2 separate regions of the Homo sapiens genome follow, and region 1 is linked to region 2. A link is a loop called in an ENCODE intact Hi-C map of the cell type or tissue named here. Cell type or tissue: Caco-2. All regions are shown on one strand. Each heading gives the region's core, and the rest is flanking DNA. Links, peaks and the distances in the headings are about the cores only.

What was found. Peaks named below come from ENCODE experiments on the same cell type or tissue, not always from the same donor. Only the 100,000 strongest peaks of a DNase experiment are listed, where the experiment ranks them.
Region 1: it touches region 2 in a loop (4-fold over the local background); 1 of 110 quality-filtered maps calls a loop at or near these places.

The regions. Positions count from the first base shown.
Region 1 is chr3:194,229,412-194,239,333 of GRCh38, reverse strand. The region is part of intron 1 of LINC02036 (long intergenic non-protein coding RNA 2036); the gene reads left to right. Among named protein-coding and RNA genes, the nearest start is that of LINC02037, 13 kb to the left of the region's middle. RefSeq lists enhancers at 6,855-7,354, 7,355-7,856. In Caco-2, for the core only: no CTCF peak of the experiment used is centred there; no DNase peak of the experiment used is centred there.
Region 2 is chr3:194,290,826-194,300,747 of GRCh38, reverse strand. No RefSeq gene overlaps it. Among named protein-coding and RNA genes, the nearest start is that of LINC00887, 17 kb to the left of the region's middle. In Caco-2, for the core only: no CTCF peak of the experiment used is centred there; DNase peaks (open chromatin) are centred at 3,537 and 4,087; H3K4me3 peaks cover 1,373 bases.

The sequences.
Region 1 (9,922 bases), core at 2,860-5,359, 62 kb after region 2:
ACAGTGGCTCACACCTATAATCCCAGCACTTTGGGAAGCTAAGGCAGGAGGAACACTTGCATCTAGGGGTTTGAGACCAGCCTGGGAACCACAGTGAGACTCCCATCTCTATGAAAAATAAAAAATTAGCCCTGCATAGTGGTGCGCACTGTAGTCCCAAGTACTCCGGAGGCGGAAGTGGGAGGATTGCTTAAGCTTTGGGGGTCAAGGCTGCAGTGAGCCTTGATTGTGTCACTGCACTCCAGCCTGGGTGACAGAGTGAGACCCTGTCTCAAAATAATAATAAAATAATGATAATAATAATTATTTTTAAAATGGGTGCATTTAGGCCATTGATATTCAAAGTGATTATTGATGTAGCTGAATGAATATTACCATATTTATTGTTGTTTTCTATAAGTTGCCCTGGTTCTTTGTTCTTATTTTGTCTTCTACTCTTTTTCTTCCTTTTGTGTTTTAATTGAACATTTTATTATTCCATTTCCTCTTCTTTCTAAGCATATCAGTTTTTTTTAATTTTTTTTTTTTTTTAGAAGTTGCCCTAGAGTTTGCAATATACATTTACAACTCATCCAAGTCCACTTCAAATAACACTATACCAGCTGGGTGCAGTGGCTTATGCCTGGTCTCCCGGTGCTTTGGGAGGCCAAGGTAGGAGAATCACTTGAGTCCAGGAGTGAGCCACGATGGCGCCACTGCACTCTGGCCTGAGTGTGACCCCATCTCAAATAAAACAAAAAATCTAAAACACACACACACAAACAAACCCCAAACAACACTATATCGCTTATGGATAGTACAAGTAACCTAAGATAACAAAATAATTTTAATTCCTCCCTTCCATCCCTGGTATCATTGCTGTCATTCACTTCACTTATACGTAAGCATATACAATTAAGTACATTGATGCTATCATTATCTTGAACAGACTGATATCTATCAGATCAATTAAGAATGAGAAAAATAAGGCCAGGCACGGTGGTTCATGCCTGTAAACACAGCACTTTGGGAGGCCGAGGCAGGTGGATCACCTGAGGTCAGGAGTTCAAAACCAGCCTGGCCAACATGGTGAAACCCCAACTCTAATAAAAATATAAAAATTAGCTGGGCATGATGGTGTGCCCCTGTAATCCCAGCTACTCGGGCTGAGGTAGGAGAATTGCGTGAACCTGGGAGGCAGAGGCTGCAGTGGGCAGAGATCACACTACTGCATTCCAGCCTGGGCAACAAAGTGAGACTCCATTTCAAAAAAAAAAAAAAAAAAAAAACAAAACAAATAAGAAAAATAAAGGTTTTTATTTTACCTTCACTTGTTCCTTCTCTGATGCTCTTCCTTTCTTTATGTTGATCCCAGTTTTTGATTTGTATAATTTTTCTTCTTTCTAAATAACTTCTTTTAACATGTCTTGCAAGGCAGTTGTATTGGAAAAAGAATTTTCTCAATTTTTGTTTTTCTGAGGAAGTCTTTACTTCTTCATGTTTGAAGGATAATTTTGCAGGGTACAGAATTCTAGGTTGGTGGTTGTTTTCTCTCAACACCTTAAGTATTTTAGTCCATTCTCTTCCTGTTTGCTTTGTTTCTGAAGAGAAGTCAGACATAATTCTTACCTTTGCTCTTCTGTAGGATAAGATGTTTCTTCCCTCTGGCTTCTTTCAAGATTTTCTTTACTGTTGATTTTCTACAGTTTGAACATGATATGCCTGGGTGTATTTTTGGGGCATTTATCCTGCTTTGTGTTCTCTGAGCTTCTGGAATCTGTGGTTTGGTATCTGATCTTAATTGAGGGAAATTCTCAATCATTATTCTTTCAAATATTTCTTCTTTTCCTTTCTCTCATTCTTCTCCTTTTTATATTCCCATTTACACCGTTTGTAGTTGTCCTGCAGTTCTTGGATGGTCTGTTCTACTTATTTCAGTCCTTTTTCTGTTTTCTTTTCAGTTTTGAAGGTTTCTATTGAAATACACCCAAGCTCAGAGATTATTTTCTTAGCCATATCCAGTCTACTAATAAGCTCATTGAAGGCATTCTTCTTTTCTGTCACAGTGTTTTTTATCTCTAGCGTTTCTTTTTCTTTTTAGTTCTTAGAATTTCCATCTCTCTGCTTACATTGCCCATCTGTTCTTGCATGCCGCTTACTTTATCCATTAGAGCCCTTAGCATACTAGTCATAGCTGTTTTACATTCCCGGTCTGATCATTTCAACATCCATGTCATACCCGAATCTGGCTTTAATGTTTGCTCTGTCTGTTTGGACTTTGTTGTTTTGTCTTTAGTATGCCTTGTAACTTTTTCTTCAAAGCCTGGCATGGTGTCTTGGGTAAAAGGAACTGTTGTAAATGGGCCTTTGGTGATGTGGTGGTAAGGCATTAGGCAATGGGAAAGTGTTCCACAGTCCTATGATTTGGTCTGAATCCCTTAGGGAGCCTGTGCCTCTGGACTGTGAATGTCACACCTGCTTCTCGGTACCCTCTCCTCTCCTGTGGGTGGGACAGGAAGATTTGAGGGGGATCCAGTTTGGTGTTTCCTTTCCTCCAGGTCAGTTAGGTACTGATAAAGCCCCAGTAGTTTAGGCACTGGTAAAATAGTTTCTCTTGAGGGCAGACCTTGTTAAGAAGAACAGAATGTTTTGGTGTATTCCAAAATGGCTCCTTTCCCCCTCCCTGTACTGGAAACATGAGGGATTTTTCTCCAATATTCAATGGGAGCACCAGGTCAAGCTCTTGGGGGTAAAACACACAAACGTGTAGGAGTCTCCCATCCCCATGACTAGGTCTTAGAGTTTTTCACTCTTAGAGTTATCCACACTGAGCCTCCAGTAATTAGTCAATTACAGTGTAGGTTTTCCTACCCTGGCCCTGGTTCCCACAGTTTGTGCTCTGGTCTGTTGTGATTCTCTGTATTCACCTGCCTGTCTCTTCAATTTGGGAGCAGTGATTTGCCCTGTAACCTCTCTTCTCTTATGGATCTAAGAAGAGCTGTTGCTTTTTCAGTTTGTTCAGACTTTATTTATTTATTTATTTGAGACAGAGTCTGGCTCTATCACCCAGGCTGGAGTGCAGTGGCGTGATCTCGGCTCACTGCAACTTCTACCTCCCAGGCTTAAGCAATCCTCCCACCTCAGCCTCGGGAGTAGCTGGGCCCACTGGCATGCGCCATCATGCCTGAGTAATTTTTGTATTTTTTGTAGAGACAAGGATTTGCCGTGTTGCCCAGACTGGTCTCAAACTCCTGGGCTCAAGTGATCTGCCTGCCCTGGCCTCCCAAAGTGCTGGGATTACAGGAGCGAACCAGTGTGCCTGGCCCAGCTTTTTACTTTTTGTTAGGATAGTGTGGCGACTTCCAAGCTTCTTATTTGCTGGGATGGAAACTGGAAGTCCTCTTCTGGCAGCTTCTTCTCCTTCAACAAGAACACTTCATAGGTGCTGTCCTTTTCCTCCATCCAGCCTCCCAAATATCAGTCTCTCTTCTTCCTAGCATCTAGAATGCCACCTGGAAAGAATGTGTGCTGGGACTAGGGACACCTGGGGTCTATCTGATGGGCAAGGCTAAAAGGGAAGTGGCTCAAGATGGCATCTAGAGAACTCAGTCTTTACCTGTACCTGCTATTTAGTGAGGAAGTCATCACTTCATAGTAATATGAATCATAACCATGACTTCTGGAGTGTTTACAATATGCCAGCCACTGTTTTAATTGCTTTTAATGTAAAAACTAATTTATTCTTCTCAACAACCCCATGTGGTTGGTACTAATATTATTACCATTTAGAAATGAGGAACCAAGCCCAGAAAGATGAGATGATTTGTCTAAAATGTCACCCCTGTGCTTGCCAGAGAGGACAGTCCTATCTTGGAGAGTCCTTGACTTAGGGGCTCTTTGGCTTCTATCATCAACACACTTTGAAATGCTGCATTCTCACCCTGACTGACCTCTTGTGATCTCAAAATAGTGCATCAACTACAAATTCCTCTCTTATCTTGGAGGGGGTTTGCCTGCTAGTGCAGTCACTCACATCCAGACTTCTTGTCTCAAGGTTCCCTATAGACGTAAGAATTATGTCTTCTCATCAGGCAGTACTTTCCAAGCTAGATTCAGGCAAAATGGCCCATCTGCCTAGGGCTCTTTGGCCTTCCGGAAATGACAGCTCCTTACCTTTCTTTCAGTGCTAGAGGAACACAGTAATATGGTCCTATAAAGGCAATCTGTTAGATACTGTTTAGTTTCACCACTTTACAAAATATCTACTCCGGTCCACCACCACCCGCATTCCTGAAAAAAAAAAAAAACAAAAAAAACAAAAAACCAGTTCCCCTCCTACAGGTTTTAGAGTTGGAGCTGTTCCTACCTAGCCCTGGGGAACTGGGGTAATGATCTTTGAACCTTCCAGGGATGTCACTTTTCTAAGATTCCTCCTTGGAAAAAGAGAACTAGTAATAAATTATGTAAAGACTTCAGGAACTAAACCTCAAAGTTCTTTTGGGAGCCAAACCTCTCTGCTCCCAAATCGTGGAGCAGGAGGACCGTGGGGCAGGGCATGGAGAGTGGCAACAGAAGCTGTGAGCAGGACCAGCGACTGATATGCCTAGGGCCTAGGACAAAATGGAAATGTGGGGCCCCTTATTAAAAAATGATCAAGAACTTCAAGATAACATCAACATGGCATTAAACCAAATACGGAGCCCTTCTAAATGTGGGCCTTGTGTGAACACAGGTGATGTGCACGTGAAGTCAGCTCTGGCAATAGGGGCCCTCCTGGCACTTTGGGATGCATCTGAAACACTTGCATAAATGATATAATGTTTGTCAAATAAGACCGAGCTTGACTGGATGGTATATGAGGTCACTTTTCTTTTTCTTTCTTTCTTTTTTTTTTTGAGACTGAGTTTTGCTCTTGTCGCCCAGGCTGGAGTGCAATGGCGCGATCTCAGCTCACTGCAACCTCTACCTCCCAAGTTCAAGCGATTCTCCTGCCTCAGCCTCCCAAGTAGCTGGGATTACAGGCATCCAACACCATGCCCAGCTAATTATTGTATTTTTAATAGAGACGGGGTTTCACCATGTTGGCCAGGCTGGTATCGAACTCCTGACCTCAGGTGATCCACCCGCCTCGGCCTCCCAAAGTGTTGGGATTATAGGTGTGAGCCACGGTGCCCAGCCATAAGAGGCCACTTTTCATTGTGGCTCAGATAACTCTGAACTGTGGCATATTCCAGACAGAGGTATAATAGGACTAAGCACTGAATGTCCTAGGGGAAAGTCTCCAGGTTTTTGAAGACCACATCATGGCAATAATGGCCTAGCACAGCAATTCCTGCCTCACGGCGAGGAAGAGGAGGTTGGGGGGCAAACAGAGTATGAAAAAGTACATTTATTAATTTAGTCACAAAAACCATGGAAAGTAAAGCCCCTAAAAGTCTTCTTGACATTCGGATGCAGAAAAGGTAGGGTGAGAAAGCATTGTGCAGGGTTGGCTTAGAGAAGGCTGAGGAACATGAGAAACAGTGCCTTAACTTTTTATGTTTACTTTTTTAAAAGAACAGCAATGCAAGGAGAAACATTTGGGAGATGCTTATCAATGTAAGAAACATCTGGAAATGGGAAATAGCAGATGCGGATGATTTTGTTCTAAGGGAGGATTTTGCTCCTAAATTTCTCTAGGAGACCCCACACAGCAGAATGGAAGCTTCTGGTGGCCAGTCTTCCACTTCTCTTGCAGAGGAGACATTGGTCACCATGAAGACAGGCCATAAGCAAAAGCTGGGGGCAGAAATGTCTGGGGTTGTGTACCAGGCAGTTGTTTCCAGCTACCTCTGCAGGATCTCAAAGGACCTCCCTGAGATCACCAAGGGACAGAAATCCATATTGCACACCTCCACAGGGCACCATTCACATTTCAGTCTGCTGGGGAGTGGTGCTCCAGGGTGCCTTTCCCATGGGGTACAATGGGGGTTGCATAGTGTGACTCAGCATTTTTCCTCTCTGTGTTTTATAGGTGGCTCTGAAATTCTATAAAATAATGGCTTTTCCACAGGTGGTCCTGGCACCTCCACTGGACCTTAGTGGGGTACTCTCTGCTCTATTGTCTCATCTTCCTGCTATGGCTGGGTACAGGCTGGTAAGAGAAGGGATGAGCATGTCATTCTGCGTTCTTTTCCCTTTTCTGCTAACCCATGAAGCACTCCAGTGAATCGCCATGAGCAGATGAGACCAACTTAGAACAAAATCCCTCCACTGCAGAGAGTGAAGCTAGGTCTTCCTGAAAAATTATTTAATATAGTTGTAATGCTCATTTAATCCTTAAATCTGGCTAATTTTTTAGAACCTTCCATTTACAAGATTACATTTACAACCTTCTCTCAGTGCCTCGATTTTCTGATGTGTAAGATGGGGTGTAATATAATGGGTTATTGAGAGAATTATATGAGTTAATATAAGAAAAGTCCTTCTGTCAAGTAATAAGTGTTATTACTAAATGAGAAATGTGATAAATAAATAAGCACGTACAATGATGGTTTTTTTCTTTTTTTCTTTTTCTTTCTTTTAAATGAGTTGAGGTCTTGCTATGTTTCCCAGGCTGGTCTCAAACTCCGGGGCTCAAGTGATCCTCCCACCTCAGCCTCCAAGGGATTACTGGGATTACAGGTATGAGCCACCACACCTGGCCTACAATTATTGTGAAATCAAAAAGTTCACTTGTAATACTGGTTTTGTAGTAGCGCTGGCACCTTCCACAGGACAATGTTTTGGCCTGTGGATGAAATGTTGAGTATTACTATCTAAAAGCAGGCTCCTGACTGACTCAAAAGTCATCATGCCTTGTATCCAGATGAGCAGATTCTTTCCTGCCTTCAAAGAAAAATGAGAAGAAAAGAACTGATTTCTTCTGTGGAGTTGGACGCTTTCCAGAACTTTACGGCTATGCTTTAAATTGATGAATGGCTGACTGCCGGTGGAGACCCTGACAGGCTGGGACTGCTGGGATGTTAAAATAAAATGATAGAAAATGAAGACAATTCAGCTTGAGTTTCCACAGGGCCATTTGATCCCACCAGAATCCTTTCCAGAGCAAACGAGGCCAGAGAGAGCCAACACCTGTAACAACATCGCTGGTGTCCCTGCCCAAAGGGTGACCACTGGAGACAGAAGGGAAATAAACAGTCCGTGGGGCAGACAAAGGAAAGACACAGGCCTGGGGACCCAGCTGCCTCATGCCACCTTTGAAATGACAATAGGGATTTTAAAAAACTACTGCAATTTAAAACAGGAAAAGAAGACTCTCCCTATCTGTAAGGTGATGCCTCGGCGGGGGCGGGGGCCAGTCTCTTCGGGACTCATCTGTGTTGCAGCCGGGACACCCTCTAGGGCCTTGGGCCTGAGTTCTCTCGGGACCCTGCCCTTCAGGTGGCTGCGCCAGAGAGCAGCAGCCTCCACACTGAGGGAGGTGGACTCATCTTCATAACACCAGACGCTGAAAATCTGACACTTTATCCGTAGCAGGTAAACAACCCAGAAAGATTATTTTAAATAACAAAATAAAATAAAAAGAATACACTTTGGGAGGCTGAGGCAGGCGAATCACCTGAGGTCAGGAGTTCGAGACCAGCCTAGCCAACATGGCGAAACCCTGTCTCTACAAAAATACAAAAAAAAATTAGCCAGGAGTGGTGATAGACGCCTGTCATCCCACCTCTTGGGAGGCTGAGGCAGGAGAATTGCTTGAACCTGGGAGGCGGAGTTTGCAGTGAGCTGAGATCATGCCACTGCCCCTCCAGCCTGGGTGACAGAGCGAGACTCTGTCTCAAAAAAATAACAATAATAAAAATAATCATGTTGGAAGAAAGTTTAGAAAATATAGAAAAGTAGAAAAAAGAAGAAATTATTCATGTCTCACTCCCTATAGCCAACATTGGTTAAAAGTTTGGTATGCTTTCTTCCAGACTTAAACAAAAACACCCAGACAGACATGCTTTAAAAAAGAGTCGTGACTGGTGGGCGCGGTGGCTCACGCCTGTAATCCCAGCACTTTAGGAGGCTGAGGAGGGCAGATCACGGGGTCAGGAGATGGAGATCATCCTGGCTAACATGGTGAAACCCCGTCTCTACTAAAAATACAAAAAATTAGCTGGGTGTGGTGGTGGGCACCTGTAGTCCCAGCTACTTGGGAGGCTGAGGCAGGAGAATGGTGTGAACCCAGGAGACGGAGCTTGCAGTGAGCCGAGATCACGCCACTGCACTCCAGCCTGGGCCACAGAGCGAGACTCCATCTCAAAAAAAAAAAAAAAATCGTCGTGACTATATCTTACTTAATATTATTTTATAATCCTTCTACATGGTATGATGAAATTTTATAGATACAGTTGAATGGCTGTGTAATTAACAAATAAATTCATTATTAGTTAATATTCTTTTTAATAAAAGGATATTTTGACTACTTTATTTTTTACTAGTATAAATAATGCTACAATGAGCACTTCTTAAATAATTGCTTTTTGAGATATAATTCAGGTATCATAAAATTTACTTTTTAAAGTGTACGATGCTGTAGACTTCAGCATATTCACAGTTATACAACTATCATCACTATCTCATTCCAGAACATTTCTGTCACCCTAGAAAGAAATTCCATACCCATTCCTCCCTCTGCAGCCCCTGACAACAACTAATCTATTTTCTATTTCTATGGATTTGTCTATTCTGAACATTTCATGTAAATGGAACCACAAAATAGGTGACCCTTTGTGTCTGGCCTCTTTCTCTTATCATAGTATTTTCAAAGTTCATTTATGTTATCACAGGTATCAGTTCTTGATTCCTTTTTATGGCCAAATAATATTGCATTGTGTAGATGTATCACTTTTGTTTATCCATTCACCAATTAATGGACATTTAAAGCTTCTCTTCCACCTTTTGGCTATTATAAACATTGCTGCTCTGAACATTCATGTACAAGTTTTGTTTTTGTTTTTTTTTTTTTTTTTTGAGACAAGGTCTCACTCTGTCACCTAGGCTGAAGTACAGTGGCGTGATCTTGGTTCACTGCAACTTCCGCCTCCCCGGTTCAAGCAATTCTCCTATCTCAGCCTCCCAAGTAACTGGGATTATAGGCGTGTGCCACCATGCCTGGCTAATTTTTGTATTTTTAGTAGAGACAGGGTTTCTTCAGTTGGCCAGGCTGGTCTCGAACTCCTGACCTCAAGTGATCCACCCGCCTCGGCCTCCCAAAGTGCTGGGGTTACAGGCATGAGCCACCGCGCCCAGCCCATGTAGAAGTTTTGTGTGGACATGTTTTCACCAACCTTGAGGATAAACCTAAGAGTGGAACTGCCAGCCATATGGTGACTCTGGGTTTAGCCTTCTGAGGAACTGCCCCTCTGTTTTCCAAAGCGGCTGCACCATTTTACATTTCCACCGGCACTGTGCAAGCTTTCCAATATTTTCACAACACTTGCTACTTTCCTTTTTAATTTTTCAACATCCATCATAGTGGGTGTGAAGTGGTATCTCATTGTGGCTTTTATTTTCATTTTCCTGGTGACTAGTATGTTTAGCATCTTCTCACGTGCTTCTTGGATGTTTGTGTATTTATCTTCTTTGGAGAAATGTTTATTCAAATTCTTTGCACAGTTTAAAATTGTGTTATTTTTCTTTTTATTCTTAAGTTACAAGAATTCTGTTTATATTCTGGATAAAAATCCCCTATCAGAAATATGGAGAAAATGCAAGCATTTTCTTCCATTCTGTGGGTTGTCTTCTTACTTTCTTTATGGTGTCTTTTGATGCACAAAAGTTTTAAATTTTGATGAGGTCCGATTTATCTATTTTTTCTTTAGTTGCTTGAGCTTTTGGTATCCTATCTAAAAAATCTATTGTCTAGACCATGGTCAAGAAGATCTACACCTTTGCTTTCTTCTAAAAGTTTGAT
Region 2 (9,922 bases), core at 2,450-4,949:
TCTAGATTAAACCAGTTCTTCCAAGAGCAGCCCGTAGGATTCTGCTCCATCCAGAGCAAGGCCCTTGGCTAAAGTCACTGCCTCTGCTTGACTGAGCCGGGCTGGGAATCTCATTATGGAAGCTTTCCACCTCCTTCCCAAGCCAGCCCTCTAGCGGAGGCCAAGATTGCGTCATCGGTCCTGGGCCTCATCCCTCCTTGCCTGAGGCCTGCTCACCTAATGTGTTTCAGGAGCATTCCAGCAGCCAGGCCTTCAGTTGCTCCCCGATCCCAGATGGGGAAAACCTTGTGCGGCACATTTGCCTCAGGAAGACTGCACTGGGCTCCCCGGCGCCCCTAGGACAGCGTCCCTTCACGTCGGAGAGACTGGGTGTGGGCCGTGAGGTTTAGGAGGCTTTAGGAGAAGGAAGATCCTCTCTCAGGAGTGAAATGATCTTATCTGAGAGGATGGAAGTGGTGAGGGCATCAGCATGGGTCCTGGGCTGCGGCTGTGCCTCTTCCTCCCCATGCTGACACGTGCTTGCCCACAAGCGCCCCGGGCCTCTACATCTCTTGGTAGTTTAAAGCTCTATTTTAGTCTCAACTAGCAGTTTCTCTCACTGGTAGATCTAAGTTCTAAGACTATTCAATGGGTTCTGTTTCTTTTTTTAAGAATTAAAAAAACTGTTCCAGTTAATTCACGGTCACTATGAAAAAAATAGGCAGGACATGTAAATAAAAGATTAAAATATATACAAATCAAAGAAGGAAGTACACCCAGGCCAGTTATCAGGCAAGCTTGCCAGACATCAATCCAGCAAGAAAACGATAGTGTGCTTTGAAAATGCCAAATCCGGCCGGGCGGGCGGCTCCCGCCTGTGATCCCGGCACTTTGGGAGGCCGAGGCGGGCGGATCACGAGGTCAGGAGATCGAGACCATCCTGGCTAACACGGTGAAACCCCGTCTCTACTAAAAATACAAAAAATTAGCCGGGCGTGGTGGCGGGCGCCTGTAGTCCCAGCTACTTGGGAGGCTGAGGCAGGAGAATGGCGTGAACCCGGGAGGCGGAGCTTGCAGTGAGCCGAGATGGCACCACTGCACTCCAGCCTGGGCAACAGAGCAAGACTCTGTCTCAAAAAAAAAAAAAAAAAAAAAGAAAAAGAAAAGAAAATGCCAAATCCGGCCAGGTGCGGTGGCTCATGCCTGTAATCCCAGCATTTTGGGAGGCCAAGGCGGGTGGATCACCAGAAGTCAGGAGTTCAAGACCAGCTTGACCAACATGGAGAAACCCCGTCTCTACTAAAAATACAAAATTAGCTGGGCATGGTGACGCATGCCTGTAATCCCAGCCACTCGGGAGCCTGAGGCAGGAGAATCACTTAAACCCAGGAGGCAGAGGTTACTGTGAGCCAAGATCGTCCCATTGCACTCCAGCCTGGGCAACAAAAGTGAGACTCTGTCTCAAAAAAAAAAAAGAAAAAAGAAAGAAAAAAAGAAAATGCCAAATCCATTACTTCTTTGGGAACCTCAGGTGTAACCGCTGGTGTGCTGTGGATGACACAGCATCACTGGGATCTGGTGCCTGGTATGAGCTGTGTGAAGGAGTAGGAGTGTGCTCACCCATCCGCAGGGCCACCGTTGGTCACTGTCCTACATTTTCCCTCCTTGCTCCCAGGGCTAGTCCTGGTTAGGTGTGGGCGGCAATCTGGGGACAGCAGTCAGCTTGCTGTCTGCTCCACTCTGCAACAAACTGCCTTCCTCAGTGCCCACCCCAACGGAGAAGGAACAAATGGTCTTCTGTTTGGATGGAGGAGAGGATTTGTATCTGTTCTCAGCTGCCTGTGGGTTTGTGCTTCCCACCTGCCTGCCCAGGCCTCATCTGATGTATCAGGAGTCCTCTGGGCGGGCACCAATGAGGGCAGCCTTTCAACTAATCCGGGGTGCCACCGAGGAGCTGGAGTGCGAGCTCTTTGGCCCTATGGGAAGCTCCCCTGGGAGGCTGCACTCTTTTCTACCAGTGAATGTTCTTTCACCCACTTCCTGCGGGCGCTGGCCAGATCCTCTGTGAGCAGTGGAGCTTGGCATGGTTCAGCGTGGAGCAGCCCTCCCAGCCACCCAGGGAAATCTCTCCATTCAATTACCTCCTGGCTTCCCACGCGTGGCCCATTAGCCTTGTCTGGGGCTCTTATGCATCAGGATTTATCATTGTGCAGCACCTGCGGGGGAGCTTGCCCCAGGCTTTGAAGGTCCTTCTGCAGAGGAGCTTAGGCAGGAGCAGGGGGCGCACGGAGGAGGTTTCTCTCAGTGGAGGAGCACGTGCTATGATTTCCTAGCCTGCTGTTGACGCTCCATTGCGGTCCTCATCACTTCAGAGCACTTTCATTCTTATTTTATTTTTAAATTTTTAAAAGAGACTGGGTCTCTTTTGTTGCCCAGGCTAGAGTACCGTGCTGTGATCACAGCTCCCTGGAGGCTTAAACTCCTGGGCTCAAGCAATTCTCGTGTCTCAGCCCCCTGAGTCGCTAAGACTACAGGTGGGCATCACCATGCCTGGCTAATTGATTTTATTTTTTAGAGATGAGCTCTTGCCACGTTTCCCAGACTGTGCTTGAACTCCTGGCCTCAAGCAATCCTCCCACTTCAGCCCCAAGAGTTGCTGGGATTACAGGGGGAAGCCACCTTGTCCGGCCCAGAAGCACTTTTCAAAGCCTCTTACGTTGGATGCTGTAGGTTCCATGCGACAATGACACTAATTATGATTTAAGCAGCACCTACTAGAAAGGAGCGTGTCTCATACATTATTGATCACTCTTAAAACTGCCTAGCTCCACGTGGTGGCTCACTCCTGTAATCCCAGCTCTTTGGGAGGCTGAGGCAGGCGGATCACCTGAGGTCAGCAGTTCGAGACCAGCCTGGCCAACATGGCGAAACCCCCTTTCTCTACTAAAAATACAAAAATTAGCCAGGCGTGGAGGCGCGTGCCTGTAATCCCAGCTACTTGGGAGGCTGAGGCAGGAGAATCACTTGAACCTGGGAGACGGAGGTTGCAGTGAGCCGAGATTGCACCACTGCACTCCAGCCTGGGTGACAGAGTGAGACTCCATGTAAAAACAAACAAACAAAGAACCCCAAACTGCCTAGCTCCATTTTGTTCAACAAGAGGCTCAGAGAGTATGTTTGAGGTCACCCACGTGTGTATTTTACGTCTAAAACCTCTCCTGACCCTCGAATGACCCACTCCTGGCTGTAGTCAGTTAGGTCTGTTCAGCCGCAGGAGAGGAGGCTCACAACGGCCAGGCAGGCTCCGATCTTCTCAATGTGGTCCCTCGCTGTGGCGGCTTAGCTTAGATCTTCTCTCAAACTCAGGCCGCTAGAGGGTCCCCACCGGGAAAGGGACACGCCAGGGCGTGGGGCAGGTCTGGAGCGGCCCGGGGCCGGGTGGATCCCGGCGCTCTGCTTTTACCTGGCAGGCGGGAGCGGTCCGGCGGGGCGTGGGCGCAGCGGGGGCCCGGGGCTGGAGGGGAGGGGACGGAGGGGGCAGGAGGGGGAGGGCCGGGAGGAGCCAGCAAGCTGGCGGCGGCGGCGGCCTTGAGCCACTGGCTGGGGCTGGTTGTGGCCGAGGCTGTGGCGAGAGGCGGGGCCGCTGGTGTGGCCAACGAGCCCGTAATGAAGCCCGGCGCCTGAGTCCCCTTTGTTCCCGGGGAACTACTTAAAAAGCCCCCTCCTCAGTCCCCGTGCGGGGCGAATGAGGACAATGGCCGGAGTCGCAGTGGGCAGAGCGGAACGCCCCCTTCAGAGAGGCCTTTCCAGCCGCGCGGCCCGGGGGACTGCAGGCGGGGCGCGCGCTGCCCTTCGAGGCCAAGAGGCCAACGGTGAAACAACAAAGATTTTTTTTTTCTTTCTTTTTTCTTTTTTTTTTAGAAAGAAATCTCGCCATTGCCGGGAATGGGTAAATCACTCAGGCCGCGTGGGTCCTTGGCAGATGGCAGAGGCGGCTTCCCAGTCCCCCACCTGGCACTAGAGGGACGGGGCGCGCACCCAACGGTGGCACGCATCGCCGAATTTTCCTGAATGCCGCTGTGGCACATTCCTGGCCTTTGCAGTTATTAGGAAATGAGAGGATCTTTTTTCCTTCTACTCTCCCCTCCCCCTGCCTTCGTTTTTCTTCCAGGCATGGAATTATCTACTTTAGCAGTTCAAAAGACATTCCATTCCCATGACAAAGACAGAAAGGGGTGATGTTGGCATACTGTAGCCCTCTTTCTCATAGGGAGACTTGAGCAATAAATCATAATGAATGAGAATTTAAAATAGCATTTATTTAACCTTTAATAGTACACCTTGCTGATTTTCAAAGCGTCACCAACAGCTTTGTTTTTCACATTCCCCAGCAAGGGTCCAACTCAAACTTTGAGCAGACAGTAGCGAATTTTATTCCTCTCATATATTCCTAAAAAAAAATGGGTTGAGGGGATTCGTGTTCCGCTCCCTCTCAGCTCTTAAATGTCTTAAGTCTATCACTGAACAAAGACTGACAGAAGATTTTAAAATAGAATGCAAAACTATCATCACAGCAAATATCTACTTACATCTTTTTTTTTTTTTTTTAGATGGAGTCTCGCTTTGTCGCCCAGGCTGGAGTGCAGTGATGCGGTCTCGGCTCACTGAAGCCTCCTCTTTCCGAAGCCTACGCCTCCCAGGTGCAAGCGATTCTCCTGCCTCAACCTCCCAAGTAGCTGGGATTACAGGCGTCCGCCACCACACCCGGCTACTTTTTTTTTTTTTTTTTTGAAACGGAGTCCCGCTCTGTCGACCAGGCTGAATGGAGTGCAGTGCCGCGCTCACTGCAAGCTCCGTCTCCCGGGTTCACGCCATTCTCCTGCCTCAGCCTCCCGAGTAGCTGGCACTACAGGCGCCCGCCACCACGCCTGGCTAATTTTTTTTTTTTTTTTGTATTTTTAGTAGAGACGAGGTTTCAGCATGTTAGCCAGGATGGTCTCGACCTCCTGACCTCGGGATCCGCCCGCCTTGGCCTCCCAAAGTGCTGGGATTACAGGCGTGAGCCACTGTGCCCGGCCCTTTTTTTTTTTTTTAAAGTAGAGACGAGGTTTTGGCATGTTGGCCAGGCCAGTCTCCAACTCCTGACCTCAGGTGATCTGCCCGCCTCAGCCTCCCAAAGTGCTGAGATTACAGGCCTGAGCCACTGTTCACGACCCCACGCCCAGCTCTACTTATATCTTCTATTTAGCACTCTTCTTTCTGGCTTGGAACCCACCTATCTCTTTTCCAGAGGCAATGATATACACAGGTATCCACCTTAGCTCACCCAAGACGGGCTCACACCAGTGAATGCCAGAGTATCTGGAAGTGGTTGATCAAAAACATTCTCAATAATGGGTAATCCAGCAGGAGACACCAACCTCGACAAAAATGAAAGGTCAGGGGGATTTTCCCCCAAAAGAACGGAATATTCTAAAAGTTTGAACACCTTTTAACAGTCTTGGGCTTTCATCCCTGTGTGTGTTGCAATTTACAGTTGTGCTTGAGGATGGGAGAATATCCTAGGTCATTGTTTTCAGTAAGGGTCATTTTTAGCTTCTCAGAATGTGACTCTGGTATGTTCCATTGCACAGGTATTTTTCACAGTTCCCTAGGCCTGACTGGTCTGAGAGTATTTAAGGCTGCCCCAGAGAGGAGCCCCTAGCCAGGCGATTCCCGGCTTGTGCAGGAATCGCAGTGGAAGGACAATGGGCCAATTACTAGCAAAGCCTGCGGTCTCCCTGGGAGAGGTTAAGGAGGAGAGCACATGGCCTTTAAGCTACCGTGTCATCTGTTCTGGGGCTTAATCAAGTTATCATATCACCCCAGTGTCTCCCGGCTTCTATCCATCGATTTGAATGAAGACAAAAATTTGCAGACAAATTTCTAGCAGCAGGAAGTTGGTGCTCTCCTGTGAGGCTGGATGAAAAGCACCTGTAACCTTGCCGGCCTCCATCTAGCTCCTGCTGGGAGCTGCTTCAGGCAGCAGCCTGCTGGATTCAGAGCCTGCCTGTCAGTGGAAGCTGGGCTCGGGGGAGGATGCTAGTATGTGTTTCAAGAGAATGGCCTGGAGCAGGCTCAGCTGTGGCTAGGACGGCACAATGTGGCCAGCTACTGGGGAATGGGTAGGTGGACACTGTCACCTTCCTTTTGATATTGACCTGGAGTCATATTTAAGTTAAGACAGAGCTGGCGTGCAACAATCCTCATGATGGTTTGAAGGGAAACTGTTTCTGTCTCTGGAGGGAGGGTAAGAGTCAAGGAGCTCTCCCACACTGCCATGAAGGCCAGACCTCTACTCCTCTCTGAGCTGGTTTCCTTCTCGGTGAAGCTCAAGCATGTAGTAATTTGCATCTAATCTGCAGGGTGGAAGAGAAAGGAAGTTTGATGTAGTAGATTGAGCATTGTTTGGGAGTCATAAGACATGTTCTAGACCTAGCTCTACAACTTGGGTAAGTGGCTTAGCCGCTTTTTTTCTTGGTTATTTCGCGTATAAGATGGGGATAATGATCCAGGCTGTTGCCTACTTCACAGGTTATGAACCAAGGAGATGAAAGATGCTGATCAGTCAATGAAAAAAATTTAAAAACCACATTACTAGTGCCTCTAAAGCCCTGCCAGCATCTATGCCCTGTGATTCAACATCACAAAGAGGGCTAGGAGAAGAAGAAAGTTATTAATTGGCATTACTATAAAAGCATTCCATCCTGAGAAGAGGTTCATCACTGAATGTGAATTTCATAGTCATTAGCAGAAAAAGCCAGAGGGTATGAGTTCAACACTCTGAGGTGGCTTGTTGATCTGATCAAAATCAACTTTTCTGGAGTCCACAGAAAATTAGACTTTTTGACATTCTGCTGAAAGAGTCATATCCCAAAAAGGCTGGATGGAGACCTGGTCAATAAATCACTTCTTCTCCCGCCCCTGACCTTCACACTGTTTATGTCCTTCAGCCACTATGACAGGGGACATCGACCTTGAACCTAGTTGGCAACTCTAGCCTGTTTCCTCATCTATCAAATGGGGTACATTTTCTCTGCCTCCCTAACTGGTGGGAGCATGGGTAGAGTCATCTGGTCAACAGGTGAGAAAGTGTTTTGTAAAGCAGAAGGTGCTGGATGTGTTCACACTTCACCACACACTCCTAAAGGATCATTATTGTCCATTTAACTGGAACCCAAATGAATACATTGGGGAAATTTTGCAGCCTTGTGGACTTGGCAGTTTGGATCCAATGTCATGGATGATGTGGCTCAAAAGAAGTTTCTTTATGCTGAGTAATCACCTGGCTGCTGGCTCTGAATGAATAGGTATAGGGTACCCTGTTGCTCTCCTGAGAGACTGGCCCAGTGGGCATAAGCAGGGCTTGGACGCTGATGCCCAAACACAGAGAACATCAGACAGCAAACAGCTAAACCAGGGACCAAATGCTCTGCGTTGCTTCTTTTCCCATTAGTTTGCTCCTAAGCACCTGCCCCATCAAAATACCCATGACTCCCCCAAATGTCACAGGGGGCACTGCTGGGATGTTCCCTCTGCCGTTTCCTCTGCCACATCTCTCCACCTTCTCTGCTTATTTAATTTATCTTATCCTGGCTGGGCACAGTGACTCATTCCTGCAATCCCAGCACTTTGAGAGGCCAAGGTGGAAGGATTGCTTGAGCCCAGGAGTTTGAGACCAGCCCGAGCAACACAGCAAGATCCCATCTCTACAAAAATTAAAAAACTTAGCCAGGTGTGGCAGTGCACCTGTAGTCCTAGCTACTAGGGAGGCTAAGGTGGGAGGATCACTTAAGCCAGGAGTTTGAGGCTGCAGTGAGCTATGATTGTGCCACTGCACTCCTGCCACAGCCTGGGTGACAGAGCGAAACCCTGTCTCTCAAAAGAAAAAAAAAGTCTCATCAAGGTTCTACTCATTGTCACCTCCTCTGTGAGGCCACAGTCTTCAAACTCCTAACACAGTCAGTACTGACTATCCCCCCAGCCGAGTGAAGCACTGTCTTGTGCTTTGCCGCGCTGCAGTCTGATTTGTATGAGCATTCACTGTGCACCCACCTCTATCCCTGTTTACGTTGTGAGCTTCTCAAGGGCAGAAACCAGGTATGATCCCTCTTGGTGTCCCAGCACCTAGCACAGCTGCTGGTGTCTAGTAATTTATGATTCAATGTTGGATTGCATTTTTGCCATTCCTTTGTGTGTCAGAGAGTGACCTGAGGGGATTGTGAGAGGGGAAGAAAAGATGAAATCTTTTATTTTTATTTATTTAAATCAATTCCATTTTTGCTTTTGCCTTGAGTCCCAGCCCATTAAAAAATCTGAAAAACTGCTCTGATGTAATTCATAGGATAACCACAGTTTGTCTACTCACCAATTGAGGGACATTTGGGTTGCTTCCAGATTTATTTATTTTTTGAGACAGAGTTTTGCTCTTGTTGCCCAGGTTGAAGTGCAATGGCATGATCTTGGCTCACTGCAACCTCCACCTCCAGGGTTCAAGCGATTCTCCTGCCTCAGCCTCCACAGTAGCTGGGATCACAGGTGCCCGCCACCATGCCCAGCTAATTTTTGTATTTTTAGTAGAGATGGGGTTTCACCATGTTGGCCAGGCTGGTCTCAATCTCCTGAGCTCAAGTGACCCACCCACCTCAGCCTCCCAAAGTGCTGGGATTACAGGTGTGAGCCACCATACCCGGCCTCCAGAGTTTGGCTATTATGAATATGTGGTTATGAATAATGTTGCTGTGAACATTCACATACAAGTCTATGTTTTCATTCTCTTGGGTAAGTACCTAGGAGTGGAATTTCTGGGCTATGTAATGGGTGTATGTTTAACTTTAAGAACACTGCCAAACACTTTTCCAAAGGGGCCATACCGTTTCACATTTCTACTGGCAGTGTTTGAGAGTGTAGTTTTTCTACATCTTCACTAACTCCTTGCGATGACAGTTTAAAAAAAAACCCATTCTAATGGGTATATTGGGTATTTCATTGTAGTTTTGATTTGTATTTCCTTGTTGCCTAGTCGTGTTCATATTGGCTGCCCATATATTTTCTGTGGGAAGTGTCTGTTCAAATATTCTGTCCATTTTTAAAATCTGTATTGTTTGCTTTCTTATTATTCTGCATACAAGCCTTTCACTATATATATATTTTACAGATATTTTCTCCTAGTCTCTGGCTTGTCTTTTCATTTTCTTAAATGTGTCCTTAAGTGAATAGAAGTTTTTAATTTTTATGAAATCTATTTTATTATATTTTTCTTTTATGATTACTGCTGTTTGTGTTAAGTTTAGATAATCTTTGTGTGTCATGTTTAGGTAATCTTTACCAACACAATATCACAAAGATTTTCTGCTGTTTTCTTCCAGAAATTCTTATTGTTTTAGCTCTTATGTTTAGGTCTATTATCTATTTTGATCATTTTGCATATGATGTGAAATAAGGTTTAAAACTTAATTCGTCCCCATAAAGATATCCAGTACCACTTTGTAAAAAGACTATACATTCCTCATTCAATTGTCTTGGCACTTTTGTAAAAAAAATTAATTGAGCATATAAATGCAAGTCTATTCCTGCACTCTCTACTCTGTTCTACTGATCTATAACCATGCCAATGCCATACAATTTTGATTATTGTGGTTTTATAGTAATCCTGAAATCAGGTAATGCAAGCACTTCAAACTTGCTTTTATTTTTTAAGTTATTTTGGCAATTTTTAACTCTTTGCTTTTTCATATTATTTTAGAATCAATTTATCAGTTTCTCCAAAATAGTCTGTTATGATTTTGATGAGGATTGTATTGAGTCTATAGGTCAGTTTTTAGAAAAAACTTTTAACAATATTGCATCTTCAAATCCATGAACATGGTATGCCTCTCCATTTATTTAGGTTTTCTTTAATTTC